Linked DNA regions of Homo sapiens: region 2 is linked to region 1. Evidence: read pairs that join two places in POLR2A ChIA-PET (ENCODE). Cell type or tissue: MCF 10A. All regions are shown on one strand. Each heading gives the region's core, and the rest is flanking DNA. Links, peaks and the distances in the headings are about the cores only.

What was found. ChIA-PET counts read pairs that join two places held together with the same protein. Peaks named below come from ENCODE experiments on the same cell type or tissue, not always from the same donor. Only the 100,000 strongest peaks of a DNase experiment are listed, where the experiment ranks them.
Region 2: POLR2A ChIA-PET joins it to region 1 with 10 read pairs; 3 of 35 experiments call an interaction of 5 or more read pairs at or near these places.

Annotation. Positions count from the first base shown.
Region 1 is chr18:76,613,231-76,628,497 of GRCh38, reverse strand. It overlaps LINC00683 (long intergenic non-protein coding RNA 683), which reads right to left and starts at 8,721. Exons shown (of 2, transcript NR_120419.1): 1 at 7,304-8,721; 2 at 4,939-5,741. LINC01927 (long intergenic non-protein coding RNA 1927) reads left to right here. Exons shown (of 5, transcript NR_110784.1): 5 at 5,302-5,717. In MCF 10A, for the core only: a CTCF peak has its summit at 8,091 (motif pointing right); DNase peaks (open chromatin) are centred at 8,077, 8,517 and 8,967.
Region 2 is chr18:76,441,533-76,456,799 of GRCh38, reverse strand. It overlaps ZNF516 (zinc finger protein 516), which reads left to right. Exons shown (of 7, transcript NM_014643.4): 3 at 13,589-15,267. The coding sequence starts at 13,746. Among named protein-coding and RNA genes, the nearest start is that of ZNF516-AS1, 42 kb to the left of the region's middle. RefSeq lists silencers at 546-605, 626-705 and enhancers at 7,080-7,579, 7,580-8,081, 8,967-9,544, 9,545-10,123, 10,124-10,702. In MCF 10A, for the core only: no CTCF peak of the experiment used is centred there; no DNase peak of the experiment used is centred there.

The sequences.
Region 1 (15,267 bases), core at 7,063-11,062:
GATGAAGGTGGAAACCATCATTCTCAGCAAACTAACACAGGAACAGAAAACCAAACACCGTATGTTCTCACTCATAAGTGGGAGCTGAACAGTGAGAACACATGGACACAGGGGGGGAACATCACACACTGCGGCCTGTCAGGGGATGGGGGGCCTAGGAGAGGGACAACATTAGGAGAAATACCTAATGCATGTGGGGCTTAAAACCTAGATGATAGGTTGGTGGGTGCAGCAAACCACTGTGGCACATGTATACCTATGTAAAAAACCTGCACATTCTGCACATGTATCCCAGAACTTAAAGTACAAATAATAATAATACAATGGACTTTGGGGACTCAGGGGAAAGGGTGGGAGGGGATGATGGATAAAACACTACACATTGGGTACAGTGTATGCTGCTTCGGTGATGGATGCTTCAAAATCTCAGAAATCACCACTAATGAACTTATTCATGTAACCGAACACCACTTGTTCCCCAAAAACCTATTGAAATACAAAATAAAGAAAAAAAAGAGAGAAGTTACAAACAAAAATTACATTAATAACTGTCTTATATGTTTACTTTTGTAGATACTTTTATCAGTGTTCTTTTATTCTTTGTGTGGATTCAATTTATTTTCTAGGATACCTTCATCTTACCCTGAAGGATTTCCTTCTGATGAGAAATGAGCTATAAATTTTATTGAGAATTGCTTATACATGAGGAGTTGCTTCTCTCTTGCTGCTTTCAAGATTCTCTCTTTGTCTTTATCTTTTGAAAGTTTCATTATGATGTGTCTTGATGTGGATCTGTTTGAGTTTATTCTACTTGGAGTTTATCAAACTTCTTGGATGTACAGATTTATGTCTTTCAACCGGTTTGGGAAGATTTTGGTCATTATTTATTCCAATATTCATTCAGCCTCTTTCTCTTTACTCCTTCTTGGATTCCCATTATGCATATATTTTTATGCTTAAAGTTGTCACACAGGTCTCTGAGGCTCCTTGTCTTTTCTTTATTCTTTTAATTTCTTTTCTTCTGGCTATGTAATCTCTATAGACATACCTTCAAATTTGCTTCTTTTGTTGCTCAAGTATGCTGTTAAGACTTTCTTTTGGCAAATTTTGTATTTCCATTACTGTACTTTTTAACTCCAGAATTTCTATTTGATTCTTCTTTATAATTTATATGTCACTTTTAATATTCTCTGTTTCTTGAAACAGCATTATCATCCCTTCCTTAGACCTTTAGACATGGTTTTCTTTAGTTCTTTGAATCTATTTAAAATAGCTGATTCAAAGTTTTTGTTGAGTAAGCCCAATGTCTAAGCTTCCTCAGGGACAGTTCCTATCCTGTGAATGAGTAATATTTTCTTGTTTCTTTGCATGTCTCATAATTTTGTATTTAAAACTAGGTATTTTAGATAATATAATGTGACAATTCTGGAAATATTTTTCCCCTCTTGAGGATTTGTTGTTGTTTGTTATAGGTATAGCTAATTGTTTCTTTAGTGACTTTTCTGAACTAATTCTGTAAAGTCTCTATTCTTTGTCATGTATAGCCACTGAAGTCTCTCCTTAGTTAGCTTAGAAATCAGCTAATAATTAGAGATTTCCTTAACTACTTGGAATCGGTAAGTCTCCCAGGTTTTGCCAATGGACCCTGTGCAGGTTGGGACACACCTTCAATACTTAGCCAGGCAGTGGACAATATGACCTCATCTTAATTAATTATGTCTTCAAAGACCGTATTTCCAAATAAGGTCAAATTATGAGTTTCTGGGTAGACATGAATTTTGGGGCACAGAATTCAACCCAGGATAGAATTAGACAGACCTATGCTGGGGCCTTGGCCCCTTCCTAGCTGTGTGACCTCATAATTCTCATTCCCCCAGTAATGATGATGTCTAATTAAGGTGACAGTACCTCCCAGTGTGTCCCACAGTTTTGCTGTCCTGAAAGAATTTTTAATTTGTCCCCATTTACTTTCAAAAATATTTCAGTTTGAACAATACATTCATGCTATGTGCAATGTTTGTGGATTGCCTAACATACAGGAGGCCCTAAATAAATGACAGTACCATTAATAAAAGAAGCAGCATTTAGGATTGCGGTAAGGGCTTTCTGTAACACAGCATCTGAAGGCTGAGCCCACAAACAGTTAACAGCTGTAGACACTACCCAAAAAGGCCCTTCCTGTGCAGTGTGGAAAGGAACATAAGTCAGGCACTGATTGGAGTTTTCAGCAGTCACCCGGTGAATTGCAGCACCTTCAGCAGCTGCGAATATTAACTACACAGCAACACGAAGTGTATTTATGTTATTAGTTAAAGGGAGGCACTGAACCCTGTTCACCGATTTCTCCTCCAGCTTAGCACAGTCTTGAAAATACTACCGCTTTTTTTTTTTTTTTTGAGGCAGAGTCTCGCTCTGTCACCCAGGCTGGAGTGCAGTGGTGCGAACTCGGCTCACTGCAAGCTCCGCCTCCCGGGTTCACGCCATTCTCCTGCCTCAGCCTCCTGAGTAGCTGGGACTACAGGCACCCGCCACCACGCCCGGCTAATTTTTTTTTTTTGTATTTTTCGTAGAGACAGGTTTTCACCGTGTTAGCCAGGATGGTCTCGATCTCCTGACCTCATGATCCACCCGCCTTGGCCCCCAAAGTGCTGAGATTACAGGCGTGAGCCACCAAGCCCAGCCAAAAATAGTACAGTTTTTAAAGTTTGGTGAATTCATGAAAGAATTATAAAGACCTTTCCTACATCAAAACCCATTTACTCAAGTGTGGTGACTCTGGCTTTCCTGGATGGACAAACAGATTCTACATCAGCGATCCTTAGTGCCTGTTCCTTGAAACTTGTGCATCCAAATCAGTAAGGGGTTTGCCAAAAATGCAGTTTCCAGGGCCCCAACCCAGACCTATTGGATAGGAACATCTGGGATAGAGCCCAGGAATTGGATTTTCATATAATGCCCCCTGCAGTTCTCATACACACTTGCATGCAGGAATGGCTGGGTAAGGTGCCCTTTAGGAAGCCGTTCTCCTACAAGTAAAATTGAGGAATTCAGCTCCAACAGGTAGAAATCAGGAAGAACTTCTGGGCCCTACCACACTGTTTTTATCTATTTATCACCAAAAGTGGATTTTAAAATAATCCTCAAAGACTCGACTACCATTTTTCTTATCAACTTAAATATTTAACTCTGTGAGGCATTTTTTTTTGAGACAGAATCTCCGTCTGTCACCAGGCTGGAGTGCAGTGGTGCAATCTTGGCTCACTGCAAGCTCCGCCTCGTGGGTTCAAGTGATTCTCCTGCCTCAGCCTCCCGAGTAGCTGGGATTACAGGTGCCTGCCACCATGCCCGGCTAATTTTTGTATTTTTAGTAGAGACGGGGTTTCACCATGTTGGCAAGAATGGTCTCGATCTCTTGACCTCGTGATCAGCCCACCTTGGCCTCCCAAAGTGCTAGGATTACAGAGGCATTGGATTTTTAAATCAACTAAAGGGACAGTATTACATTTATCTGTGGTTCTAGAACTCTGCTATCCAATAAGGCAGACAATAGCCACATTTAGCTATTTAAACTTAATTAAAAGTAAATGAAATGAAAAATTCAGCTCCTCAGTTGCACTAGCCAGGGGCCAAGTGCTCAATAGCCACAGGGCTGGCTCCCACATTGGCCAGTGCAGATACAGACCCTTTCCATCCCACAGCAGGACCTGTTGAACAGCACCGTGAACAGCCTGCCAACCATGGCTGCACAACAGAATCACCTGTGGGCTTCCAAAATCCCCAGGTCTAGGCCACAGCCCTAGACCAACTTAATCACAGCCTCTGGGAATGGGACCCAGGACTTTTGAAAGGTTAGCTTGCACCAGAATCATCTGGAGAAAGTGTGAGCAGAGATTGCTGGGCTGTACCCAGAATTTTAGATTCAGTCTGGGTGAGAGCAACTTGCATTTTTAGCAAGCTCCCAGGTGAGGCCGAGGCCCCTGGTCCAGGGAGCACACTTTGCAGTCACCCTCTTAAGGTAAAGCTAAACCTTGAGTTCTGCCTCTGTGCCTACGGAGCACCTGATGGTCGCCTCTGGCCTTGCCCATTTCTCCTTCCCTGAAAGCTCAGCAGAGCAAGCAGGGAGTCCCCAGGCCATGCTCCCTGAGAAAAGGCCTCCGAAGGCCAGGAACTATTCAAGGCTGAGACCCAGCATCCAGTTAAAAGGAAGCTTCCCTGTTTCTTCCAGCTGTCCTTCCATCATTTTGTTCTTTTCCGTCATTCCCAAGCCCCTGCTGCTGTGGGGCCCATCACTGCTTCTCCACCTCTATTGCGAGCTCCAAGAATTACTGGGCACACACAGTTTTGCCCCTTTACAAACGCCTCCTGTGGATTATTTGAGTCCCATAGTCCATTGAGTGTTCTTGGTTTTCTTCCTGGCCCCCAAGAGAATCAAACTAATGGATTATCTGTAAAGATGGTGGCCCCAGCCTTTTGCAGCCTGAAACTTCTGGAAGCCAGAGCCCCATTCCTGCATATTTAGACCTAAAATGAGACTGGCCCCAAAGGGATGCAACCAAACAGCCTGTGATAGACTGTCTCAATCTAAATCAGCTCCAAAGCTTCTCCTCACATCACTGTTGCGTCCTATTCGAAGGATTATCCTAAACACGTGAACTCTCCCAACAGAAGGATTTCCTTCGCTGCTGCACCTCCTTCCAGTTCATCTCATTCAGTGCGTTCCCCTCTTCGCTCCAAGCACACAGAGCATGTGTGGAGGATGACCGCCCAGTCCTCACTTAGCCAGTATTTTCCAGTTTTTAAAATATGAAGGTTCTTGAACCTAGTCTCAATTTCTGTGCCTTAAGGAAATGAAGGATAATCGTTTCTCTATTTGAATTGCTTAATTTCACTAAACTCTAAATTTTAAGGGTTATTTTGAAGCAACAAATTTCACTATTTCTTAGTATCTATTTTTTATTGGTGTGTTAAAGTACAAAATAAGTAAATCAAATCCTACCACAAACCAGAAAAATTAATGGAATCATTGGAAATCAAGTATTCAATTGGAGCTTAATAATCCATCAGCTTCTGAAAACACTAAGCAGTGAAGAAGCAGCTCATGGATCCTGTTCCAGCGACTTTTGTGATAATAATATCAAATAATAAAAAATTAAAAAAAGTACAAGAGGTTAACAATATAATCGTTTGGGTTTACCATCAGATATACTTGCCCATGGATTACTTCTTGAATTCTAGCCCTGAATCGAATTGATTTCATAGAATGGTATAAAATGTTTATAAAGTCTCTCCTCTGTCTTGCAGGGACTTGCGTTTCAGATCAGATGATGCTTTTCATGTATGTCCAGCAGCAAGAGAGTCCTTCACTGGTGAAAAATCACGGGCCTCAGAGCAGATTTTAGTTCATCTTTCATTTCAAAGCACTCCTTAGATATCTGCAAATTAAATCCCCTAATTTGGTGAGGACGCCCAGCTTCCCAAATAACAAGGCTTTTCCTTTGATTCTAACCAAGTGAGCCGGCCCTGCAAAAGCCGGGGTGCGTGTTCTGGCTCCAGGCTTCTGAGCAGCCTTTCTCCCCACGCTGCAGCTTTTCAGTTAGGAAGTCAGAGAGAAGGAAAGAGAACTATTTCCAATTCAATCACGAGCATGTCTACGCACCACTGAAGACAGACCTTTGTCCTGTTGCTTTCCAAACTTTAAATGTGAATTTTTCTTCTTATGATGACTGGTGTACTCTGTTATTCTGAAAAAAGAAAAAGCCATAAGCACCCTGAAGTGAGGCTTTCACCTGATACTAATTTTCTTCTTCGTTATAAGGCTATTGTTTGTTTGAACAAAGAAATAGGAGCCATTGGTGGCTGTTTACATTATAGGAATGAGGGCAGCGATGGGGGAGGAGGAGGGGACCTTTTCATTAATGAGCTGGGGACATTGATTATGGGGACACACTAAAGACTAAAAGGGACACCTATATTTCTACATTCTTTCCATGCAAGTAATATATGATCTTTATCATCTGTTAAACACCACTCACATATTTCAGGTGGCTGTAGGTTGATTGCTAACATTTAGATTAAACAAGCAGTTAGAGTCTGATGTTTAAAATAAAATAAGACAAGCCCTTGAACTCTGGGACCAGGTATGCCCCGTTATCTGGTCGTACCTGAACGAGCCTGTGTTGAGCACCCAAGGCCGCTGGGCACGTCTGTGGATGTGGGGTTTCAGGCTCAACCCACTCGAGGAGCAGGGGGCTTTTGGGAGGTGGCAGCCTCCTATACAAAACGAGCTGCCAGTAAATATTTATAGAACAAAGAAATGCATGAATTTCTCCTGAATTAAACATGATACATTTGTACAGAGCATAGTTCACTTTCATTTCAGTGACCCAAAATCCTGCTGAAAGTGTTCTTCCGAAACCTCAGAGCAGGAATGCTTCCTGTGCTTGGAAACTCCCTGGAGACACCTCCAATCGGAGTAAGCAGCAGAATTATCTGCACACTCATAGTCTTGCAGTCGAGTATTTTTACTGAAAAAAAAAAAGCCGTCTGTTTGAATAGGAAACGATGATATCATGTGACTGGCTTTCTCCTGCCACCCACTAATTTGACAACAGATCAGATCAGAGGAAAAGTTACTCAAGTCAGAATTTTTTTAAAAAAATCTTTTGGGAACAAACTCATAAATGGAAGAAAGGGGAGAGTAACAAATGCAGACTGAATACATGGCAGGTCCAGGCTTTTACTATCATTGTTTTTAGCTCACCAGGTAATCAAAGCATAAAACAAAGGGTGATTTGTCAAAGCTTATGCTGTTGTCCCTGAACCACCAAGGGGGGGGTGGCTGCTGGACTAATTCGCTTCACGTGGGAATCAGTGTTTACCATTTAAGGGTCCTGATAGAAAGTGCACGATTTTCAAACTGGAAAACATAAATAATAACGCGTGTTGCCACTAAAGTAGTGGCACCTTGCCGTATTTCTCTTCTGAATGGAACAACCTACATTTCAAAGGACAGTCTCCTTCCACATGTAAATATTTATTTGCTTGCTGCTGAGGAGTGTCAGGAAGTACTAAAGAACGGTGTTTAGAGTTTCAGAAGCAAATTGCTTCTGCGCACGCCTTGAGTCACTGGATTCTGTTGAGCTCTCTGCCTCTACGTCAGGGCTTCATTAATCTTTTCTTTTCTTAAAAAAATAGAAAAGCTTTTCATTTATTGCTTCTAGGAAGCCAGGTGCATTGCAGTGGATCTCTTCGGCAGAATCACTGCTTTGTGTGAATATTTATTGTGTAATTATTGAGCACCTACCATGTGCAGGGCAAGGCGGGGGGCACCCAGGCGTCCACTCTCCTGCAGAAGTCCTGGGTCCCAGGCCCGCATCTTTGGGGCCACCTTCAACTGGGAGGGTGTTCGCTTTTCTGTGACACAGAGAGGCTTAAATCCCTCAGTGATTTAAAAATCTCGTCTGTGAGTCCAAACTGCTAGGTTGGCAGCCAGGAAGAGAAAGTTCCCAGGATTTTCAGTGGCTGAAGTTCTGGGCAAACAGCATTTGCACAAAGGAGGGGGCGAGGAAGGGGTGCAGGGAGGGCTCTCCAAGTGCCTGTTCGGCATCAGTTTACAAGTGTGCTTAGGTTGTATTTAGATGTTACGATGATTTTAAAAGTGAAATTTTGGCATTTTGCATTCAATCCTGACTAAAGCTCTTTGGTATATCGACTTAAAAGGTCTTCAGATTGCCAAGATTTTGCAGCTTGGATAATATCTTTGGAAAGGTTAAATGAGTCCATTTTCTGGAGCTTTCGTCAGCACAAGCCCATGATTCTCTGCCCTGCTGAGAAAGGAGGAGGCGAGCTGAGTTCTAGCAGATCCCCTGCTTCCGTCTCCCTCGGGCGAGCCTGTGTCTTCCGTCCCAGGAAGCCCGCTGCCGAGAAGCTGCCGCGGGTACATGCATTTCCACCTGGGCGCTTCGTTGCGTGTGAAGAAGGCCGGACGACGTCTGTTGGTGTGGCCGCAGCCTTTCAAGACATTTTAGCAACATCTGAAAGGAGAACTCCACACAGGAGCCCAGGCCTGCAGCAGGGGGCGCGCCTGGCCTCAGAGCAAACACAAAGACCAGAGGCAAACTGGTGGGGAAACGGACCTGCTCCCCAGCACGTGGGGGGCGGGTGGGGGGGGGGAGCTCACAGCGAGCGCTGGGGAAGGGCTGGAGGTCTGCAGGCCCGGCCTCCCTCCTGAGATGGGGAGAAGGGCGTCTCCCCCAAGGTGCTTTCCGTTCTGTGCCTGTCGGTGGGAACACGTCCCTGAGCCCACAGACGGGTGCCCTCCCAACACCTGCGTGGCATCTGAGGGTGGCAGGCAGCCCTGGGCCCTTCCACTTCAGGCCAGCCCGCCGGAAAGCCCGCGAGCTCCTCTCCCAGCTGACCCGGGCCTTCCCTTTTCATCCCTCTTCCTCTCCCTCCCCGCCCCCCGCCTACACTCAACAATTGGTGACCTCCTTCCAACTGCTGTGAAGTGACTTGGGTGAAACTGGAGCCAGGGGCGGAGGAACAGCCCCCTCCTGCTCCCAGGAACTCGCAGGCACAGCCCTCTTGCAGGCTGCTGGCTTTTGTTTTTAAGAAGCACCGTGTATTTTCTCTAGCGCAGGCCACGCTCAAGTTCAGGGTATTAAGAAACTGCCGAGCTGTCACCTTCACCTCAGGGCATTCTTTCTATGTAGCGCCATGTGTACGAGCGAGATCTCCCAATAGCTACGCCGGACCCACTCCTCCCACAGTATCTGTGTGCTCCTCCCAGACATTTATGTGCACACATCTGCAGACTGTCGTTCTAAGGCTGGTAGAAAATATCAGAGAGCCTTTGGTCAAATGGCTAGAACAGACCTGCTGAGCCAGAGGAGAGAACCTAATTAATCTACAGAATGTTCTCAGCTCACCAGGATGTTGGGCAACAGGAACGTCCCAGGCCCTCCAAGGCCGAGGGAGAACAAAAAAGCGGCCTGTGATTCAGTCGGGTTCACACCGTGGAAGCCAGCTTCTCTGTAACCACCGAGACACGAGTCCTCCCACACAGGCCGCACCTGAGCCAGCAGCTGCCGCTGGCAGTCTCTGAACGCCTTATCACCTGGTCATGTGGCCTGAGCGTCAGGATATCTCATCCACATTTTTACTTTCCCTGCCATGTAATCAAATCTTTCCAAACCTTTAAAGAGTTAGGTGGGAAAAAAAAATCAAAGCCAAGTTTTGCATTACATCTCCTGTGTATTTTCAATCCATTACAACAGAAACCCAGAAGAGGAGAGGAAAAAAATTAGGGGTGGACATCTCTGGCATTTTTTTCCTGTGCCCCAGTGAACCCACGACTTCCTCCTCCTTCCCACCAGGGTTGGGAAAGTTCCCAATACTGTGATTATGATATACTATATTGGATACATTCTCTTTTCTTTTTTTAAGATAAAAGTTTTATTTCAGAGAGAAGCACAAAGCCCCAACTGTTGTGAACAAGGCAGGGATTTGTGGGGACTCTGAGACCTTCAAGAGGAAACAAAATGCATCAGCTTTTGATTAAGAAGAGGACACCATGGTCCCAGCCTCCACCTCTCATCTCCCTGGCCCCAGCCCATGGGTTCTCACGACCCTGGCAGAGGGCTCCTGGAGGCTCCTCCAGCCACATTCCTGCTGCCTCCCTCTCGGGCCCTGCTACTCTTATTAAATCATCTCCAGACCCTAAGCCTCCCTCCCCCATGCTGGATCAGTTTACCTCTGGATTCCCAGTTCAGCCATTGCCACGAGGTTCTTCCTTCTTCCCTCAAGACACAGCCCCTTGACCTCCCTCCATTCTGACTTCGGTAATCACCAACTCTGAGCAACCACATTCAGACTTCATCCATTCAATGTGCATTAAATGCCTATTGTGTGCCAAGTACAGTCCCCACACTTGGGGTGCAGCAGGCAAAAGGAGAGCCACGGGTTCATCGTCACAGGTTTCTGATGGCCACTTCTCGAGTTGATCCTCAGGTGGAATTGCCAGCCTTGGTGACAGGGCTTCCTGTACATCCATGCTTCCAACTCCAGGAAGACCCACCTCAGCTGGACAAGCACCTCATTCTGCACCTGTGGATTCCACAGTCCCACTGAGACACCAGTTCACCCCAGTTATCTCTAGAATGAGGCAGAGTTCAGGGAAACCACAAGAGTCAAGCTGACCCCCATCTTTCTGCACCCCTCTCCACCCATGACCCTCTCTAGATTGCATTTTCAATCTCCTCCCACGAATCCCTTCTCTTATTCCCACAACACAAGCTCACCTCTCCATGCCTTAGTAAACAAACCAACCAAGAAACAAAAAAAGAGCCCTCTGTTTTCGCTTCCCACCATCACATTGAAAAGAATAGTTCCCACTCTTCTGGCCTCCTACTGACTCTTAGATCCGTATAATCTGACATCCAGCTGAAACCTTCTGCCGTTATACATAATTGCTTTTTCAAAGATTATAGGACCAAATGACCCACGTTTATTTTAAATTTGGGTTTAGTATTCAATCACCGAGTCACTATATCCATCCTTACAACTCCTGTTCATGCCAAGGACCTTCATCTGAACTGTCACCACATTGGTAAAGGTCATGAGAGGAGATGCCTGGGGCTAGGTGTCCTAACCCGGGAGGAAATGCCAAGGACCTCCGACGGGGCAGAGGCAGAGGTAGGTTTAAATCCAAGCATAAAACCAGATTTTTAGCATCTAGGACCCCGAACCACACAAGTCCAGGTCTACTAGTTATCCATTGTTGCCTAACACTCATCCGGCCTTTAGAGGCTTAGACAACAATCAACACAGGTTATCTCACACAGTTTCTGCAGGCTGAGATTCAGGAGCACTTCAGCGGGGTGGTGCTGGCTCAAGGTCTCCCACGAGACCGCAGGCATGGTGTGGGTCAGGCTGAGGGCCTAAGGGTGACTTCCAGGCCGGCTCTGCCTCACCTGGGGTCTCAAAGGGCTGCCCCTCTGCCCTCAGGACACAGTGCTATCTTACTCCAGAATGGGAGATCAGACCACACAAGGCGGAAGCTGCAATGTCCTTAATACCATCATTCTGCATTACCTGTGGTAACACAGGTCCTCTCTGTTAGGTGTGAAATGGGGCTACACAGGTGTGAATGCTGGCATGAAGCTCCTTGGGTGCCATTTGGAGGCCACAGCAGGGTTAAATGGGACTCTGGAAGGGAGAGGGAAAATGGCTTTAGGAGAACCTGTTAATGGTTTCCAAACATGTTTTTTTCTTTTTCTTCTTCTTATTTTTTAAACTTTTTTTATTTATTTATTTTTTTAGATGGAGTCTCGCTCTGTTGCCCAGGCTGGAGTGCAGTGGCACGATCTCAGCTCGTTGCAACCTCCACCTCCCAGGTTCAAGCGATTCTCCTGCCTCAGCCTCCTGAGTAGCTGGGATTACAGGTACCTGCCACCACGCCCGGCTAATTTTTGTATTTTTAGTAGAGATGGGGTTTCACCATGTTGGCCAGGTTGGTCTTAAACTCCTGACCTCAGGTGATCCGCCCTCCTCGGCCTCCAAAGTGCTAGGATTACAGGAGTGAGCCACCGCACCCGGCCTATTTTTCTTATTTTTTTTTAAAGCAGAATTATTTGCTCAAAAACCTTGTTATCAGAATTACAGTTTATATCCAAATGAAAATACAGCCATCCTAGCTCAAGCCATGATGGGCTGAGGCTCATCTCCCCACACCCTGCCTTCTCCATCACCCCCAGTCAAGTGGTCTTGGAGACTTCTTCAGAGGACGAAGACTTCAGCCCGCAGGGTAGGAGGAAACGGGGCCTGCTTGACCGCTGGGACCCTGTCCATTAGGAACAGTTTTTGGAAAGCCATTTGGCAATATTTATCAAGATCTAAAACACACATGTCCTTTGGCCCATCAGTTTTACTTCCAGGAATTCATGCAACGCAGATGCTTGCATCAGTTTACAGAGATGCCGGCACAAGCATATTCAGTTCAGAGTCTCATGGCAAAATTTTGGAAACATTTAAGTGTCCATTGATAAAGGGCTGCTTAAGTAAGCGATAGGACTGCCAGACAATGGGATACTAGGCACTTCTTTAACAGTTAGGCACTTGAATTGACATGGAGATGTTTATTGTCCCTTAAACAAAGCGAGCTGCAAAACACCACTTAAAGTTTGATCCTATTTTTGCCAAAAAGAAAAAAAGATGCTCACATATATACTTTACTGGTCCTAGAAGGTTTCTGCACAGTGGTAACATGATTTCCCTTTGGAAATTAGCAATGAGGAAGGTGAAGTCAGTGAAGGAATCAAGAGGTTTTAATTTTTAAATTTATATCACTCAATATTTTTAAACTGCTTTCAACCATTTTATGATGAATCACTTTTTTGTGTTGGGATACAATTCACATACCATGACATCTACCACTTTAAAGTTTACAGTGCAGCAGTTCTTAGTATCTTCATGACATCGTGCACTGGTCACCACCGCTCTTGGGACCGCAGCACCACAGGTCCCCTTGCTCTAAGCCCTCTCCCCCACAGCCTTGGGCCCTCCCCCTGTTCCAATGCCCTTCCCATCCCCCTTCCACCTTCCCTGACTCCCTGCCCCTCTGCATGCCCCTCTTCCTACCTCTTAGCACCTCACTGCTGACAGACGCGTCGCTGCCTTGGTCCCTCTGCCTCCCCATCTAGAAACTGAGTCCCAAGCACTTGTTTGCTTCCTGCAATATCTCTGGCATCTAGAACAGCATCTTGAACAGCATCTTGTAACGGAGACTGCCGTTAAGATCAGCCTCTGTGGACTTGGCGAACTGGATGGTCCTTTGCCCTGAACACCCCTTCCACATTTCCAAGTGCCTGCCAGATGTTTCTTTCTATATGATTGGCCAGCACCCTTAATCAACATGTTCACAAAACAAACACACACAACAAACCCTCACTGTATCCCACTCACGTTTTCACGGCCCAGCCCCAGGTGGAGGAGGGAGCGGAAGGTCTCCAGCGATTTCCTTCCCCGTCGATCCTACACCACGCGCATGAACATGCTTGCATCCTCAATTCCGGGCTTCCAGAGACTGGCCTGATGTACCACCAAACAAAACCAGAGAGAGACAAGGGCCACTGCCACTTGTGGACCTGAGGCACGCGGGGAGATTGCACGCAGCTTGCAAATCCCACAAAACACGTAATTAAATCGCTAAACCTGTGAGGCTCAACAATCTTAAATGGGTCTGACTCATCCTGGTGCCTGTTTGCAGCATCATAGCAGAAAATGTACTTGAGGAAACAGAAAAAAAGACTGAGAACAAAATAAAATGTCAGTGAAATGAAATGTCAGATGTGCCTTTCCTTATTCATCTTCCAGCCAGAAAGACCCCAACAGGGCCAGCTGATCACTCATATGTTTTTAGGGTGTTTTTTTTTGGTACAAATTCAAGGCTAGAGATTCCTTTGGACAAATTCATTTCCAGAAGGCAAAGAATTTCCCTTTGGATTTTATGCAATCAGAAGAGAAACCAGAATATATAATGAAGTGTTTAAATAATATCAACTTAATTTTGAACTGTTTTGGTTCATTTACTTTTTTATCTTTATACTTGGAGAAAATCTGAAAATTCAGGCTTCTACCATGGCAGGAAGGGATCCCTAGACAACCTGAGACTGAGCTGCTGGCTTCTCAAACCCCCTTTTTAAGACTGCTTCTGCCTCTTGCTGCAAATTTAGAAGGTACTTTCTCCTATAACCTAAAGTTACACCTGTTTCTGCATCTACGTATATGAATGTGTAGCTGGGTGAGGGACGATGACTGCCTTCAAATTGCTTACATTTTTTTCTAGAGCGAAAGGAAGCAAAGAAAACAGGGGGCTCAGGTGCCTATAAAAATGGAGGCGTCGGCCGGGCGCGGTGGCTCACTCCTGTAATCCCAGCACTTTGGGAGGCCGAGACGGGCGGATCACGGGGTCAGGATATCGAGACCATCCTGGCTAACACCGTGAAACCCCATCTCTACTAAAAATACAAAACATTAGCCGGGCATGCGAGACTCCGTCTCAAAAAAAAAAAAAAAAAAAAAAAAAGGAGGCGTCAAAATTGCTACTGAGTCTGGACGGGAGGAACTGCAGGATGTGCCAGGCTGGCTCTGCAGCCAGAAGTAGCCCAAGGCAGGGTGCTTTCTCCCTGGGCAGGTGTGCAGGGCTCTCCTTTGCTCAACAGTGACACACAAGTCTGTCTTCTCCATAGATGTCCACAGCCCAGCCATAATTTTCCTGCTCGTGCCTCTTCCAGCACCTTCACTTCTATTTATGGGAGAACAATATCCTTTCAAAGCCTTGTCTGCGGGACTCATGCCCAGTATTTGAATGTACCCGAAGGGCCGGCAGCAGAGGGATGCGAGTGTACAGCCCTGGGCTTTTCTCTCCCGCGCCTCCTCCGACCCCCTTCTCGGCATGGCGGCTTTTGGCTCCCCCAGATTTCTTCCATGTCGTCTCCCCTGTTCCAGTGTCCCCTGTCCTTCCCTTTGTGTCGGGCACGCACTGCGGTTCTCGTTCTCTAGCATCAGATGGTGCAGCCGCCGCCTCTTGGCGGCCCAGCCTCCAGAGGACCCATCCGCGTGCTCAGCAGCCCCTGCCGCGAGGCGCGCACAGGTGTCCATTTTACAGATGAGAAACTGAGGCTCGGTGAGGCGCTCACCCCAACCTCAGCACCCGTGTTCATTTACAGACGAGGAACAGTGAGGCATTTACCCTGACCCAGCTAAACAATCGCCAAGTCAAGATGTGAAATCAGATCTACTTCGGGTTTAGCGCGCTCTTCCTTGGGCCTCTGCCATCTGTTTGGCTCCACGCTTTCTGTAATAACAGTTACAAGTTAGTAAGCAAGTGTTGCGTGCAGGCGCTGTCCTCACAACTTTGCTAGTAAGGGAGAGGCGGGGCTTGCACGAGACCGCCTGGCCCAGGGCCCGAGTCCTAACCCTTCTGCTCTACCTCCCTCCACTGTGAAAGACGTCTCATTTAGAAACATCTTCGTGTCCCCTGCCTCCATCCCTTTTCTCAGAGTTGATTGCAATGTTTTACAAGTTTGGCAGGAGCAAGGCAGGGAGAGAGGCGTTCCTGCTTAAATGTCCCCTCCAAAACTCATGTTGAAACTTAATCCCCAATGTGGCAGCACTGAGAAGTGGCGCCTTTAAGAGGGCACCCCCCTCATGAATGGATGAATCCCTTCATGGACTGGTGGGTTCATGGATTAATGGGTTATAACGGGA
Region 2 (15,267 bases), core at 3,763-7,762, 170 kb after region 1:
AGCTGAGAAAGTATTTGTGTTTAGGATGGAGCCACTGGCCCCCCCCCACCCCCCAGCCCCCATGTGAATCAGTGAGTTTTGCCTTCTGAGTTACGTTACCCAGATAAAGATGCAGCAGCAGAGTCTCGACCTGCGCCTTCATTCTGACCGTCGGGGTTGACTGTGTGGCCCAGTGAGGATGAGCCACACACACATTCCCGGGAGGAAGCCTGGGCTGTGGATGGCAGGCTAAAGTTACAAAGCACATTGAGGGCGTCCTGATGCTCTGGACTTGGGTGGACTCCTTAGCTTGAAGCTGTGGGTCCCAGAAGGCTGGCCGGGATAGGCTAATCCCTGAGCCGACTTTTAACACACTAGTTTATGTGACTTAACACCAGCTAAGTGGATGACAGTCTCCTTAGTTATTGATGGATAAAATGGAAGCAAGATTTTGGGGCCTTTAGTTGAGCAAGGTCTCCAGCGTGCTTATCTCTCTTGCCTCCAATTCTTAGTCATCCAGATTTTGTTTTGCAGCAAGGTCCCTGAATAGGCACTACTGCTCATCGCCCCAGAGTTAGCAAGGCAGAAAAAGGTTCTGCTTGAGCAGTTTAAGCTGCCAAAGAAGTCAGGCCAGGAGCGTGAGCTAAAGTGAGCATCTATTGTTTCACGTTCGCCAGGGCTCCTGAGAAGAGGGGCGAGCACTGATGCTGTCTTTATCTGGAGTGACAAAGGAAGGAGTGAGTTTGGTGGCATCTCATTATTGATGGGTCCTACCATCCTCCTTGAGTTACAGACGATACCTGACTGTTTGAGGATGCCGAGCCCAGTCTCTGGGAGGGGAACAGGGAGGTAACAATGGTCTCTCTGGCTGTCAATTGTGTTTATTAAAGAATAATGGAATAGCAGCTCATTTAGATAATCGAGGTGGAAGCACACTTTGGAGTCATTTTTCAGTACCTTGGTTCGGTGGGCAAGCTGCACACACATGCTCATTTTCTTTCTCTCCCACAGAGGTTTGTGCATGGAGAGCTCTGTGTAGCGTGTCACGTGTGTAAGTGCAGACTCTTTGTGACACAGACTTGCATTGGCGCATCTCACGTGCCTGTTGAGAGTAAGTTTATAAGTAGTCTCTTCTTTCACCAGGTACTTGTTTCTGTGGTTTGTTTTCATGAAGGTGAATGTAATTTTCTTGAATCAGATGTGATAGTATCTGGAAACACAAGCCTGGGCTGCCAGGGGCTTCTCCTGGCTCTCCTGTCTGCCCTTGGCTGTGCTTACACCCTGCTGAATGGGAGCAGGGAGGCCTAGGTGGGCCTGAGTCCTTGAAGTCCCCCACCTGTGCCGGCAGTGATCCTTTCCAGCCTCCATCTGTCCCTGAGCAGTGCCTTGCACAACTGTTCACAACATTTGCATTGGACAAATCAGAGAAAAGGAGTCTAGGGTTGTGTGTGTTGCTGTGTGCCTCCAGGTTGGGGTAGGAGAGAAGTTGCAGGAAAAGAGAGAGGAAAAATGACCGTGGTTGTAGAATGAATGCATTCTTCCACTGCGTAAACCCGTGACTGTTCTGACCTTAATTTCAAACATGGACCTTCTGTGACCAAACGGACTATCCAGATGTAGTCACTGAATTAGTGTCATGGTCTTCGAGTTCTTGGAAAATGTTCGCAAAGCAACTGTGTGACTGCTGTTTGTCTTTCTGTTTGACTTAGGACAGCTTTCCCCCATTAAAGTGTGACAGTTTATTCCCATATAACCCAGGCTGGGATAAAGGGTAGATAACTGTCCTCTTTGGGGACCAAGGGGATGGGGCGGGGGTTGGCAATTCTGAAGTTAAACATTATGCCTTGTTACGTTTTAAATTTATTTTTACCAGAAGCTGTTGCTGGGCAAGATGTTTTGGCTTAGAAAAATGTGCCCACCCTCATTTCTGCAAGGTTGTTTATGATCACTTCAGGTGCAAAGTTTTCTTAACTTTTGTAGCTGAATAATGTAACAACATTGTTACAGGGAGTTGTAGTGGAATTTTGCTTGTTTATCCTTTTTTGTTTCCTGCAAGGAAAGAATAGATCTTCTTTTATCTTCAAAGCCTGGAACTTGCAGTAATGTGTCATTAAGTGTGTTTGAAAAAATATTTTTAGACAGGCAGTGCAGGGTAAATCCTATGGAAATGTGACATCATGTTTTTGTCAGGAATTGCTCTTTGTAAACATTCTCTGATAGATCACTCTCCTTAAGCAGCTGAAATAGCCAACTGCTTTCAAAGGTGCTGTGTATGTTAGTGATAAACTAGGTCATGTTACAGTCGTTATTGGCAGTAATGGAGCTGGAAAATTTAAACTGGTTATAGTACATGTGCTATATATAGTAAAGCATTTGGGAAAGATTTGTCCTTTTGTAATTTTGATCATCTTAAAGTATTGATTGGTGTTTGTACAATGATAAACAAAATCTTAAGTAATTCCTTGCACAATACGCCTTTCAGCTATCCTATCAAAATCTTCTTAGTTTCAGCGTATCTGTTTTTTTCTTTTAACAAAAAATGCGTAAGCAATTGCTTAGAATTTGGTAAAATTGATTATTGACGTGTTTGTTTTTCCTCTATGAGCTCTTAATGAAGGGATTTTTTTGGGCGCTGACTTCTGTGCTAAACAGCACTACATCGGAAGGTAATGTTTAACAGAATGCCTTATGGCTTACTGCATACAATTATCTCTCTTTGTATTCTTGGGCACAGTTCTTTCTTTCATTTGATGGTGGGGACTTCTAGGGTCTTTCACAAAAAGCACAGAGGGACAAGAGAATGTCAGATAGGTATTAATTGCAATCTGTATTCTTATACTGGGAGAGAAATGTTGGTTTTAATCAAGTGGTTGGAAAATAGGACTGTGTGTTTGGGAGGCGAACATTGTTCTTTGCTGCTGGTTTACATGGCATAGTATATACAGCTTATTTGTAGAAACAAATTTCAGTTAAAATATATTTTATGATAACTCATAGAAATTTCGAAAAAGCATGTTTAGTAATGACTAGGAAGTGTCACCCAGTTAAAAAATACGAGTTTCTGCACCATTGTTTTGTTTTCACTGCTGATCATTTCTAAGAAAAATTTTAAGAAATTTTATATTAAGACACTGAATTAGTTAACAGTTTCCACAGTTTTGAGTTTAGGCTCCGTAAAATCTTTAAGCCACTTCTAAATTGGGTTCTTGCTGCAGTTCATCGAAGGCCTTCTGATTTTCCATATTTGTTTTAAAGATAGAAATTGATGAGTTTTCATTTTCTCTGGTGTTCCCTAGGTTTTCAGTGTTTCTGAGTTATGCGCAACTTTAGCTTTAACTATTGTAGTGTAAGATGTAGACGGAGTCAAAGTGAAAACCCAGTGCTTCCATGGCTTTTGTAATGAATAGCGAGTGATCTGTTCTGTTTTTGTGGGAAGGAGAGCGGCCCCTCAGTGACCACAGGACTTCATCTGAGCCGTGGGTTTGGGGGAGATGCAATTCTAAGCTTCTGGAAATGGGGCTCTTAATGGAAATGTTGACAAGATCATTAACTATACTAGCAATGCTGGCTGCTCCAGAAGCCTGGATTTACCTCCAAATCCCTAACGCCAGCTCTTTGTGGCAGACGAAGGGGCTCTAAACAGCACATTTATCTGCAGAAAATTATGGAGCAGGCTCTGGATCCTGTTATTTTTTAGTTCTGTGAAGTTTACTTTTTTAGTGATTGGCAAAGCAACTACTTAGTATTAAGACTTGGAAAATAGTAAATAGTAAATGACAAGTAACAGTAATGCAATAATTTTGGAGAGCAAAAGAAAGGGAACGAGGCTCCTTCCCTTCTGATATAAAAATAGCCACCCCCTGTTCTTCATTTTCACACGGACACTCCTTTATTAAAAAGTCTCTAGAACTATCTTGAATTTCCCAGGATATGGTAAGGACTGTGGAAAGAAAATTTCCGTATCCTTCCTCATTTTTTCTTGGACTTTTCTGAATGTAATCCATAATTAGATTGTGTATTCAGCTGCCCCTCCTCCCCCAGGTCATATTTCAGTAAAAGGACACACGGGCAGCTTCATACTGGTGATGTTCAAGGGACTTCGAGAATATATTGTGATACTGTCTTTACTCTTAGCAAATGTTCTTCTATTTGAACTTAGGTGGAAGATGGAGTTCTCTCTTTCCTCTTGGACCAGGAATTAATTTGGGTTTTTTGACAGTTTGTGGTAAACAACTGCATAAAAGGTAACCTACTTGCGGAAGAATAACATTTAGGTCATATATGCATTTTGGCTATAAATAGCATGATGACTCCAGCCCGTGGTCTGAGGTGCAGAGCCGGAGAAGGCTGTGCTTAAAGGATCAGAGTTCGCGTACTAAAGCCTTATTACGGACAGTTCCTTACATTTGGGGACTAGCATGCTGGCACTTGCTTTGATTTATTTGGGGGGTGCTAAGTAATGTAAAGACAACCTTTGTTTTAGAAAATGGGGCTTTGTCATTCTCCTTCACTCTACCTCGTTTTCTGAACAAAGCCGGCTGGAGACTTACCTCTAGAATAAATGTTTTGAGCAGAAAGACCTAAGCACATTGTTCTCTGGCTGCCCCCACATCAGGTCTGTTGTGGTCAGGGGGCCGCGTTGCTGCTGGCGGCTGCTCCCTGGGATAGTGGCGTTTTGTGTCCTTTTTCCCCTAGTGGGGGAGGTGGGTGGAGTTTCTTGTGAATGCTGCCGATTCTGGTCGCCTTTTATTCATTTCTTCTTCTTAGAGTGGAAATGTAGCTGGTTCATAATGGATTATTGATTGGTCTGAGAACAGCAGCCGCCTCCAGGCCTGTCATCGGCCGTACTTACTCTCCCAATAGTGAATGCATCACTTTATGGGGCTCTTCGGGACCCCAGTCTGGGGACTATAAGCCTGTAATTGTTACTGGTGTACAGAATGGTTTGTAGGGAGAGGAACTCTTCATTGTTGTGATGGAATTTTCCCCCATTTGTTGAGAGAATAGGCTTTTTGTCTCAGTAGTAAGATAAGCTTGTCCAGGATGTTAATGATGTATTTTAATTCATGGTTCATAATACTACAGTGTAACTAGTGAAGCCCGTCTCATTGTTTCCCGGAGAACAAACACACACAGTATACTCAAACACCAACTGGGCCTTGCACCCACTCAGCACACGCACGGGCTTCTGCGCCGACCCCGTAGTAGCTGTGGCCGGGACCAACCGTGTCTGAGAGTCGTCCTTCAGAAACGCACCAGCGTAGTTGCTCTTTTAGATTTTATGATTTGCCTTTTGGAGCCATCATACGCCTTTGCAGACAGCCCTGTAAATATCGGAAGCATTCTGTCTGCTTTGAGCTTTTTGGCGTTTTCCCTCCCTCCCCAATTCCTCCCGTTCACTCCAGCCCCTCCTGAGGAATGCCCTGTCAGCGGAGATGTGCGCAGGACCGGGCTGTCACCCCCCTGCACCCGCGGACATCCATCCCGGGCTGACATCGGTGCCCCCCCCGCCCCCGGAAGGTGGTCAGAGAGGACGCAGACGGGGATAAGTAAAGCCACATGGCGTCGGGGGAGCCAGGGCTGTTTCGGGACCGCGATAAGGTTAATTCATGAACCAGAACTGAAAAAAATGCCAAGCTAGATAGGCATTTGGAAAGCAGCACCCACTTCAGCTTTGCTTCCCTCCCCTGACACATGCTGCTTGTGGGGACTTGGTGCAGGAAACGGGACTTTCAGTTTTCCTCTCGCTCCTTTGTTCCTCCCTGGTGTCTCCCAGTCAGCTTTGCTTGGTTTCCGCAACTTTAAGCGTTCGATTGTTGAGGAAATGACTCTAAATACGAGAGCATATTTGGTTAGCCTTCCGGTGCCTTTTTCGGGATAAGGTTTTAATAAGGTCAACTTCGGTAGTTGTAGGGAAATCAGTACACAACCATTCAGCTTTTGTTTTGTACTGGTTTAATTCACAGGCAGAAAATGGCAAGATTTCCTGTCGATTCAGAGACATAGTTATTATTTTAAAATGTAAGATGTTTTACAGTTTTTCCCTGATAACGCCATATTTAACTGGTCAGAACATTATTGTTGAAAATAAGGAAGAGGAAACCTGCACCGCGTTGCTGATTTTTTACTTCGTCAAGTGCTGGGAAGGATAGTTAGGAATGCCAGAATACACTCAGAATGCCAGAATACACTGAATTTTGGCTGATGTTCGGGAGAGTTCGTGTTGGCCACAGAAGGCTTTGCAACTGGAGCCCGTGGGTGGGTTTCTTTAATGGCTTTGGGCAAGCCTCTAAAACATCAGAAAGCGATCTTTTAAAATAAAACACTGCTTTTCAATTGAACCAGGTTCCTATTATTCAGACGATTTTTCTTTGACTTTCTTTGGAAAACTTGAGTTAACTAAAGGTAGTTTCCCAACCTGCATTTATTACAGCCCTGGAGCTTCTGTGGGGCCTGGGGAGGGTGGGGAGTGGGGGAGGGGGAGGGGCAGATAGGGGAAGAGGCCTACCAGGTCCCTCAGAGCTGCTTTGCTTTTGTGTTACTGGAGTGGCAAGTAGGATTTATTTTTTTAACTTTTAGGAAAAGTTTGCCAAATTTGGAAAAATGGAAAGAGTTAGAAATAAACACCCCCCCCCCTTTAGTTTCATGAGTTGTTAACATTCTGGTACATTTGCCTTCTCTCCGTCTCTCTCTTTCTCTTTGGTAAAAACCAACTCTAAATATTTCATTACACATCTCCAAAGAATAAGACCACTCTCCTATATTACCAGCTTAACACAAGTAACAGTAGTTCTCAAATATCCTGTAATATCCAGTCCATATTGAGGTTTAATTTCTACGAAGAGTTCTGGAGCTACAATATGTTTGAATGTGCTCGTTGTAGATGATTATAGGTGTTGGTCAAAGACTTTTTAATTGTGTTAAATAACCTGTTGTTGTATAAACCATAAGGGCCCAGTGAATATAGAGGTGTTCCTATTTAGCTATTTTGAATCCAGCTTTCTAGCTGCTATTTTGTCCTTTTGCATTTATTAAACCATGTATTGTCATTGCCAGTGACCAAGTACCTTTGCACTGATATTTCATTCACTTATTGAACAATTACTTATTAATCCCGTCTAAGATGGATTGAAGATTTACAGTGTAGTAAACATTGTGGCTTGTATGCATTAATTTAAATTTTACTGGAGTATGATAAAATAGATATCATTGCTATCATTTACATTTTAAAGATGAAGAAATGGACTGAGGAATAGAGAGGCTAAGACACTTGCTCAGGGTCACACAGCTGACCTCAGGTAGTGGCAGAACTGGGTTTTAATCCCAGGTAGTCTGGCTGCCTCTCACAACTTGTTGGGTCACCAGACTCTTATCATTGGCTGAAGGAGGTCAGGAAGGCTGTACTGTACCTGGGTGGTGGTTGGTCAGCCTCATGACAGGTGGGGCAGGGACGCAGGCCTGAGGGCCAGAGGAGAGCATGAGCATGGGTACTTGGGAGGCTGTTGGGCCGGAGTAGGGCTCAGGGCTCTAGACACCGGGGTCCAGGGCAGCTATGGGGTTCAGACCCTGAGAAGCCAAGGTGAAGAGTTTGGCTTCATCTTGCAGACTTGGGGAGCCTCTGAAGGGCTGGGAGACTGGTGGAGACCGGCCCCATCTGTGCTCTGGAACGATGGCTTTGGCTTGACTTGGGCACATGGATTCAAGAGTGAGTTGGGAGGTGCAGCCGACAGGATGTGGGGTTATTACTGGGCACTGCTGAGATGGGGAGGGAGGAGCCAGGGAGGACCTGGTGTTTTGTGCTTGGGTCATGAAAAGTACTTAGAATTCAAGCCACACCAGTGTGGTTCCCAGGTGAGCCTCAGGTTCCCAGGGGAAAACCTGGCCAATCCTTGCAAATATAGTGAATCGCTTCCCTCCTGGCCTTCTGGAAACTTCTCCTTGTCTTACTGGTGCGCTGCCAGCACGCTTTGATAATAGTATGCTTCCCTGTCTGACTTTGAGTTCCTTGAAGCCGGGTGCTTTTTTTGAGTCATCTTAGATTCTCTGGCTCCTGATACGAGGCCTTGCACTTGGTAGGTGCTCAGGAAGTGCTTGTTGCAGGGATACCCTCGTTAGCCCCTGACCGCACCGCCCTAGGACTGGAACACCTCTAAGGAGCCTGCCGTCACCTGAAGTTCCTCGGGGATGTGGACAGAGACTGCTTCCGCTATGTTTGCGCTGTACATACCCCCTGGCTTTGTGAACATGGTTTTCTTTCTGGCTGTATGTGTTGTATCAAGGCTTTGCAGTGCTTGTTTCTAAAGAAGTTTCTGTAGTGTCAGTGGGGTTAACCCTGGGTACACATTTCTTCACACCGGGAAGTGTTTCAGCAGCTTACCGGGGCGTGTGTCAGGAAGTGACTTTTCTGCTCTGTATTATTAGGTCAAAAAGGCAGTTCTTCCTCACTTACAGAAGGGATTGATTAGTTGAAATACTGGCCTACAGAGTAAATGTATCCCAAATTTAGCAAATGTAAGTAATCTGGAGAAAGTCATTTAATTTCAATTGTATGATATAGGCAAAAAAAGAAAGACAAGGAAAAGAAAAAGAAAAATATCCAAAGGTATGGCAGCAGCCTTAATATATATGTCTTTAGATGTTTTTGATGTTTACATGGTTAGTTTTAAAATGTAGCTACATATTTTCTACTTTATATTTTGTCCTTTCTTCAGACTCTCCCCTTCTCCGTTACAATGTATTTTTATGTTATGAGTAAACAGTTTTTTCAAACATTTTACTTCCTGTTTTTTAATAAATGTGATTGTTACCTAAGTTTTTCAAAATGAAATAAAAAAATTTATTTCAAAAATTATATAAGGCATTTAAAAAAAGTGGCCTTGAACTGTTGATTACATCTCTGGAGAAACACACACACATACACACACACTCACACACACTCACATACAGCAAGAGATCCATTGGAAATCTGCTTTAAAACCCTAGTCAGCAAGTCATATTTATGCCTAAACAATTAAATTACGGTTTTGTCTGGCATGTTCCCAGTTCCAGCCTTGGAAAAAGTTTGTAATACATCTTACCAGAACAACAAATCTGTGATTGAACACACAGGCACACCATGTGTTCAGATGGGTCCCTGCCGTCCGAGGTGCGTGGGCGCCATATTGCATGTCAGCTGGACACATGCTGTACCCTCCACCTTGGCTCTGAGCATCTGTGTTGTTGCAGAACCTTTCCGTATTCCCTGTGGTTTGGGTGGCAGGCTCACATGCACAAGTTTTATAAGGCTGGTTATCTCCAGGCCCGTGTGTTACAGGGAGAGTTGGAACAACTTGTATTTGGCGTGCGTTTGAGAAAGTGGAATAGAGCAGCCCAGGACGGAAATGTCTGCGGCTGGAACTGAGGTAGGTAGCACTTTATCACACGGCGCTGCTCCTACGTGAGGCACGCCCCACTAGGGACCAGGATAAAGGTGGAGGAGGCATCCCATCGAAACCCTCCTGGCTTACAGGGGTTGGCGGGATTTAAAGCACAGCCCGTCGTGCCAGCAGGGCCGCTGACGTCCCAATAATCCTCCTAATTGGGGCGGCCGCCCATGGCGTGTTTTGAAGTTGGAAGCTCTGAGGACAGCATTCTTGTTCTTTTTTTGGAAGGGATGCCCTTGTCTTAAATAGCAATTTTTGCCTGCAGCTAAAAAGAATGATTACAGAGATCTTTTGATTTGGCCACTGAGTAACCCCTTAGGAGAGTTCGTTGCAGGGAATTAATTTTTGACTGTTTCTTTAAGGTTTGAGAAACTTTGCTAGTCAACTGTGGACATCAGGAGGGGATCACTTAATCAACCCCTGGGCAGAGGCAGCTTTGCTCACGTGTCCTTCAGATAATGGCGGTTTGGGCTTAACTTGGTTACTGTCTCAGCACTTTTTCTATTTCTACATTTATGTATCTTTCCCTTCACAATGTTCTTAAGTCTAAAAACACATCCTGTGCAGTTCTCACAGGGATTTACAGCAGGTCTTATTTTTGAAAGATGGGACAGGCGGAGAGGTAGTGAGCAGGAAATAGGAAAGAAGGAAGAGCTTGCTTTGTTGATCGCAGAGCATCGTGGATGCTGCTCCTTGAACGTCTGCCTGTAAATTGCAGGGCTCTGCAAGTTTCGGGGAAAGCTTTTAAGTGAGTTTAAGGAAATGGAGACTGCATTCTCTAGTCACCGGGTGCCTGAGGGCCAGGGTTCAGGCTCTAGCTAGGGCGGGGGTACCGGGGAGTCAAGGCTGTGCAAGGATTGGATGGGTCCGATGCTGGCACAAAGGCCTTTCAGATGTACAAGGGCCATGCTCCTTGATACTGTGCCATCTTCCGCTCAGCCGTGGTCATGGCCCAGGATGCCGAGGCTGTGCTGCTGAGCTGGGCTAGATGGGGCTGTATTTGGGGGCTCTGGTGATCCACGAGCGAGAGTGTCTGTATTTCCCCAGCACTCCTGGAAGGGTACCTGCAGGGTAGGAAGCTGCCTGGGATGAGAAGAGGGGCCTAAGTGCCAGGTGTGTGTTTGCCTGGATGTCCCTGGGGTCTGGATGCTGTGGGCTCTGAGGGGGTCACTGGATTTTATAGAAGGAGGCATTTGCAAGGGGCTTCGGTGACATGTGGCTTCTTCTTATTGTTTCTCTGTGCCTGACAGAGGAGGGGACGAGTTGAGGGCGTGAAGGACACGCCTAGAAAGGCATGTGGCTGGTGACTGGGAGCATGAGGGCTGGGACCAGGGTTCCCAACTGCACGTGTGCACTTTGTGCTGAATGCCCTGTGTTGGCCATGACCCTGTGACCTGCACGCTGACGGGTGCACAGCTGCTGGCACACAGCTGGCTGGCACAGAGGCCGCTTCTCTGGGCGCAGACCCCAGGAGCTGCTGCTCTGAAAGAAGGCAGGAGCTGATAGCCCTAGAGCACAGGGTTTTGGTGATTGGTGTGAGTCTTTGCACAGAACAAATCTCCTTTTGCTTCATGCTGCACTCGAGGGCTGTCTCTAACGGCCCTGACCAGGCCTGGGCTCCTCCTGGGTGAATCCTGTCTCTGGAGCTGGCTTCTGGCAGTTGAATTCTCTCGAACTGGAGAAGTGTCTTGACATTTAACATCCTTTATAGACAAACGTTGGAGGTCCAGGGGAGTCTGTACAATTATTTCAGAGCCACCAATTTCCAGGATTTTAGTTGTTTTTCTTTTCTTCCCTGTAAACGTATTTTCTATATGATTGTTCGCACTTGTAAGGTTTTTATACCACATCCAGTCACTAAGTTAGATATAAATAGTGTGTTTCATTCATACTTTGAATATCAGATTCAGCATTTTTGTGGGGGAGTGAACTGGGGCCTGGGGAAGGACGAGGCTTTCCTGTGAATCACTTGCCTTGTAAAATCATCATAAATCATTACACAGCCATCCACAATGAGTGCCAAGACCAAAATCATTTAAATTAGCTTGGAGTAAAAGGTCATTAAGAAATCTTCCTGGTAAGCTTATTTACTTCTCCAGTTTTGGGGGAAGTTTTAATGTTGTTGTTGTTTTTTTTTTTTTGGAGATGGAGTCTTGCTCTGTCACCCAGGCTGGGGTGCAGTGGCATGATCTCAGCTCACTGCAACCTCCCTCTCCCGGGTTCAAGCGATGCTCCTGCCTCAGCCTCCCGAGTAGGTGGGACTACAGGTGCACACCATCATGCCTGGCTAATTGTTGTTTTTTATTGGAGCAAGTGGGTTTTGGCTCCTCTGGGTGGGCATCTCTCTCATGCCCGCTCTGTTGCATGGCTCTGCTGGGTGCGTTCCTGGAGGAAGGAGCAGAACCTCTGTGTTGCTGCTTTTCATTTGCTGCTGAGGCTGCTCGTGTTTCCTTAGGCGCCTCCAAAGCGGGGCTTTCTGGAAAGACATTGTGAAGCCTATAATTCTTGATAAGGTTTCTACCTGGCGCTGTATTTGCCTGTGAGAGGGCACAGCATGGGGTCTGTCTTTTCAGAAGGCTCCTGTCTTGCTGTTATCTGGGCCCTCGGGAGTTGAAGTATTAATACAAAATGCTCAGAATCCCCGACCCCCGTGGGGGAGGTATGGGGACACTCTTGACACCGACACTGATTTTTTAGCTCATGCCCCTTCACCCCCTCAGGTCTATTATCAGTATTCTTTTCTGTGTCCCATCTGCTTCCATGAAAACCTGGGAGGCTGCAAAACTCGGAGCAAACAGGGAGCTGCCACCCCAGGTCTTTTCGTGGGTGGCCCTGTCATCTTTCATGGAAGCTGTGTGTTAATGTGTTGTGTGCTTCCCAGCCGGAAATATGGAGCTGCTTTGGGTTTTATAGATGTTTAAGCAGGAGTTCTTAGTGTGTGTGAGATTGTAGGCTTATACAAACACGCTTCCTTTCTATGCGAAATCACTTGGGTTTTCAGAACATGGCCCATCTGGGTGCCTCTCTGTGCAGGTCTGGAGCCGGCCCCAGAAGGGAGACCCTCTCTGGACCCTTGGAAGCAGGAAATGGATTTGTTCTATGCAGAGATGAGCAGATGAGCAGAGCCTGTCCCCGGGGAGTTGTCTGTGCAGCCCCTCCCTCTTGAACACTCAGACGCTGACCTGAGAGACTCGACATCTCTCACATCCTTTCTAACTGGCTCATCGTTCTGCTGCTTTACCTTACTTACCCTGTGTCAGGTGGGATTCCTGTTTTTACTGAAGAGTTGCTTTTCTCCTTGCACCATGTAGGCCTCTTTGGTTGGATACAAGCATTTTGATTCATGCGTCCCTCGTCCTTGGTGGGGGCCTGTTCCGTGCTGGACACAGCTACTCTCTGGCAGGCTGCCCTTTGCCTGTGTGCCTGGAGGGAGTGGGCCTCTGCCCTCCTCACCCTCTGGTGGGTGGGATGGGCATGTAGGTGGCGGCCATGCAGGGTGGTTGATGCTCACTGTTTTCAGGCTTGGGCACAATCTCTAGGAGCAGACCCAGCCTCACTAGGAGGATGCTGTGGCTTCACCATACAGCCTAGGTGTGTTGCGGGCTGTGCCATCTTGCGGGTGTGTGTGTCCACTGTAGGATGTCTGCACAGGGACGAAATCGCCTAACAATGCATTTCTCAGCTCGTATCCCATTGGCTAAGTGGCACGTGACTGTGTGTGTGAAGTGCCGTCAACTGTTGTCACCACCTGTGCAGCTCACCTTCCATCAGCCCAGGAACTTGGCCCCTGTTCTTATTCCTGCCCTTTTCCTAAACCTTGCTTTCCTCTGTCCCTAATTCCCACATGGTCTTGCTAAGTAGCTGGTATTCCTCACACTCCTACACACTCTGGTACTACAGTCTCTCCTAAAGATTTGATACCTTATTGGGAAAAGAAAATTATTTTGGTGCACAATCATTAACATTTATGTTAATCATTTAACATAGTTCATTATTGATAATTAAGTGATACTGATTTTTTACTAAGGCAAGCAGCTGCTCTCGCCTGTGTGTGAAGTGTTGTTGGTGCCGCTTTTCTTAATGTGGGTTGGATGGGTATGTTTTGGGGAGCATGTGGGGGTTCCCGCAGCCATGCCTGTGCCCTCTTAGCCAGGAGCTTTGCTGATGATGTTCCATCTCTGTTTCAGGTGCTGGCTGCCAGCTGCTGCGCCCCCCATGTAGAAGGTGCACCTCCTGGGAGCAGGCACGTCTTTTGGCTCTTCTGACCATGGAGAGATAGGACGGTCCCTGCAGCCCGCGCGACAGAAAGCTGTGCCGCCACCACCGGCCGCGCCCGTCCTTCGGATGGATCGCAACAGAGAGGCCGAGATGGAGCTGAGGCGAGGCCCCAGCCCCACCAGGGCCGGCCGGGGCCACGAGGTGGATGGGGACAAGGCTACCTGCCACACCTGCTGCATCTGCGGCAAGAGCTTCCCCTTCCAGAGCTCGCTTTCGCAGCACATGCGCAAGCACACGGGCGAGAAGCCCTACAAGTGTCCCTACTGCGACCACCGGGCTTCCCAGAAGGGCAACCTGAAGATTCACATCCGGAGCCACCGCACGGGGACTCTGATTCAGGGACACGAGCCGGAGGCGGGCGAGGCGCCGCTGGGTGAGATGCGCGCCTCCGAGGGCCTGGACGCCTGCGCCAGCCCCACCAAGAGCGCCTCGGCCTGCAACCGGCTGCTGAACGGGGCCTCGCAGGCCGACGGCGCCAGGGTCCTGAACGGGGCCTCGCAGGCCGACAGCGGCAGAGTCCTGCTGCGGAGCAGCAAGAAGGGGGCAGAGGGGTCCGCATGCGCCCCGGGGGAGGCCAAGGCAGCGGTCCAGTGCTCCTTCTGCAAGAGCCAGTTCGAGCGTAAGAAGGACCTGGAGCTGCACGTGCACCAGGCGCACAAGCCGTTCAAGTGCAGGCTGTGCAGCTACGCGACGCTGCGGGAGGAGTCGCTGCTGAGCCACATCGAGAGGGACCACATCACCGCGCAGGGGCCCGGCAGCGGCGAGGCCTGCGTGGAGAACGGCAAGCCCGAGCTGAGCCCCGGGGAGTTCCCGTGCGAGGTGTGTGGCCAGGCCTTCAGCCAGACCTGGTTCCTGAAGGCGCACATGAAGAAGCACCGGGGCTCCTTCGACCACGGCTGCCACATCTGCGGCCGTAGGTTCAAGGAGCCCTGGTTCCTCAAGAACCACATGAAGGCGCACGGCCCCAAGACGGGCAGCAAGAACAGGCCCAAGAGTGAGCTGGACCCCATCGCCACCATCAACAACGTGGTCCAGGAGGAGGTGATCGTCGCCGGCCTGAGCCTCTACGAGGTCTGCGCCAAGTGCGGGAACCTGTTTACAAACCTGGACAGCTTGAACGCCCACAATGCCATCCACCGCAGAGTCGAGGCCAGCCGCACGCGCGCCCCGGCCGAGGAGGGGGCGGAGGGGCCCTCGGACACCAAGCAGTTCTTCCTCCAGTGCCTGAACCTGAGGCCGTCGGCGGCCGGCGACTCGTGCCCTGGCACGCAGGCCGGACGGCGGGTGGCTGAGCTGGACCCGGTCAACAGCTACCAGGCCTGGCAGCTGGCCACGCGGGGTAAGGTGGCCGAGCCGGCCGAGTACCTCAAGTACGGGGCCTGGGACGAGGCGCTGGCCGGGGACGTGGCCTTCGACAAGGACAGGCGCGAGTACGTCCTGGTGAGCCAGGAGAAGCGCAAGCGTGAGCAGGATGCACCAGCCGCGCAGGGGCCCCCGCGGAAGCGCGCGAGCGGGCCTGGGGACCCCGCGCCCGCCGGCCACCTCGATCCCCGCTCGGCCGCGCGCCCCAACCGCAGGGCCGCAGCCA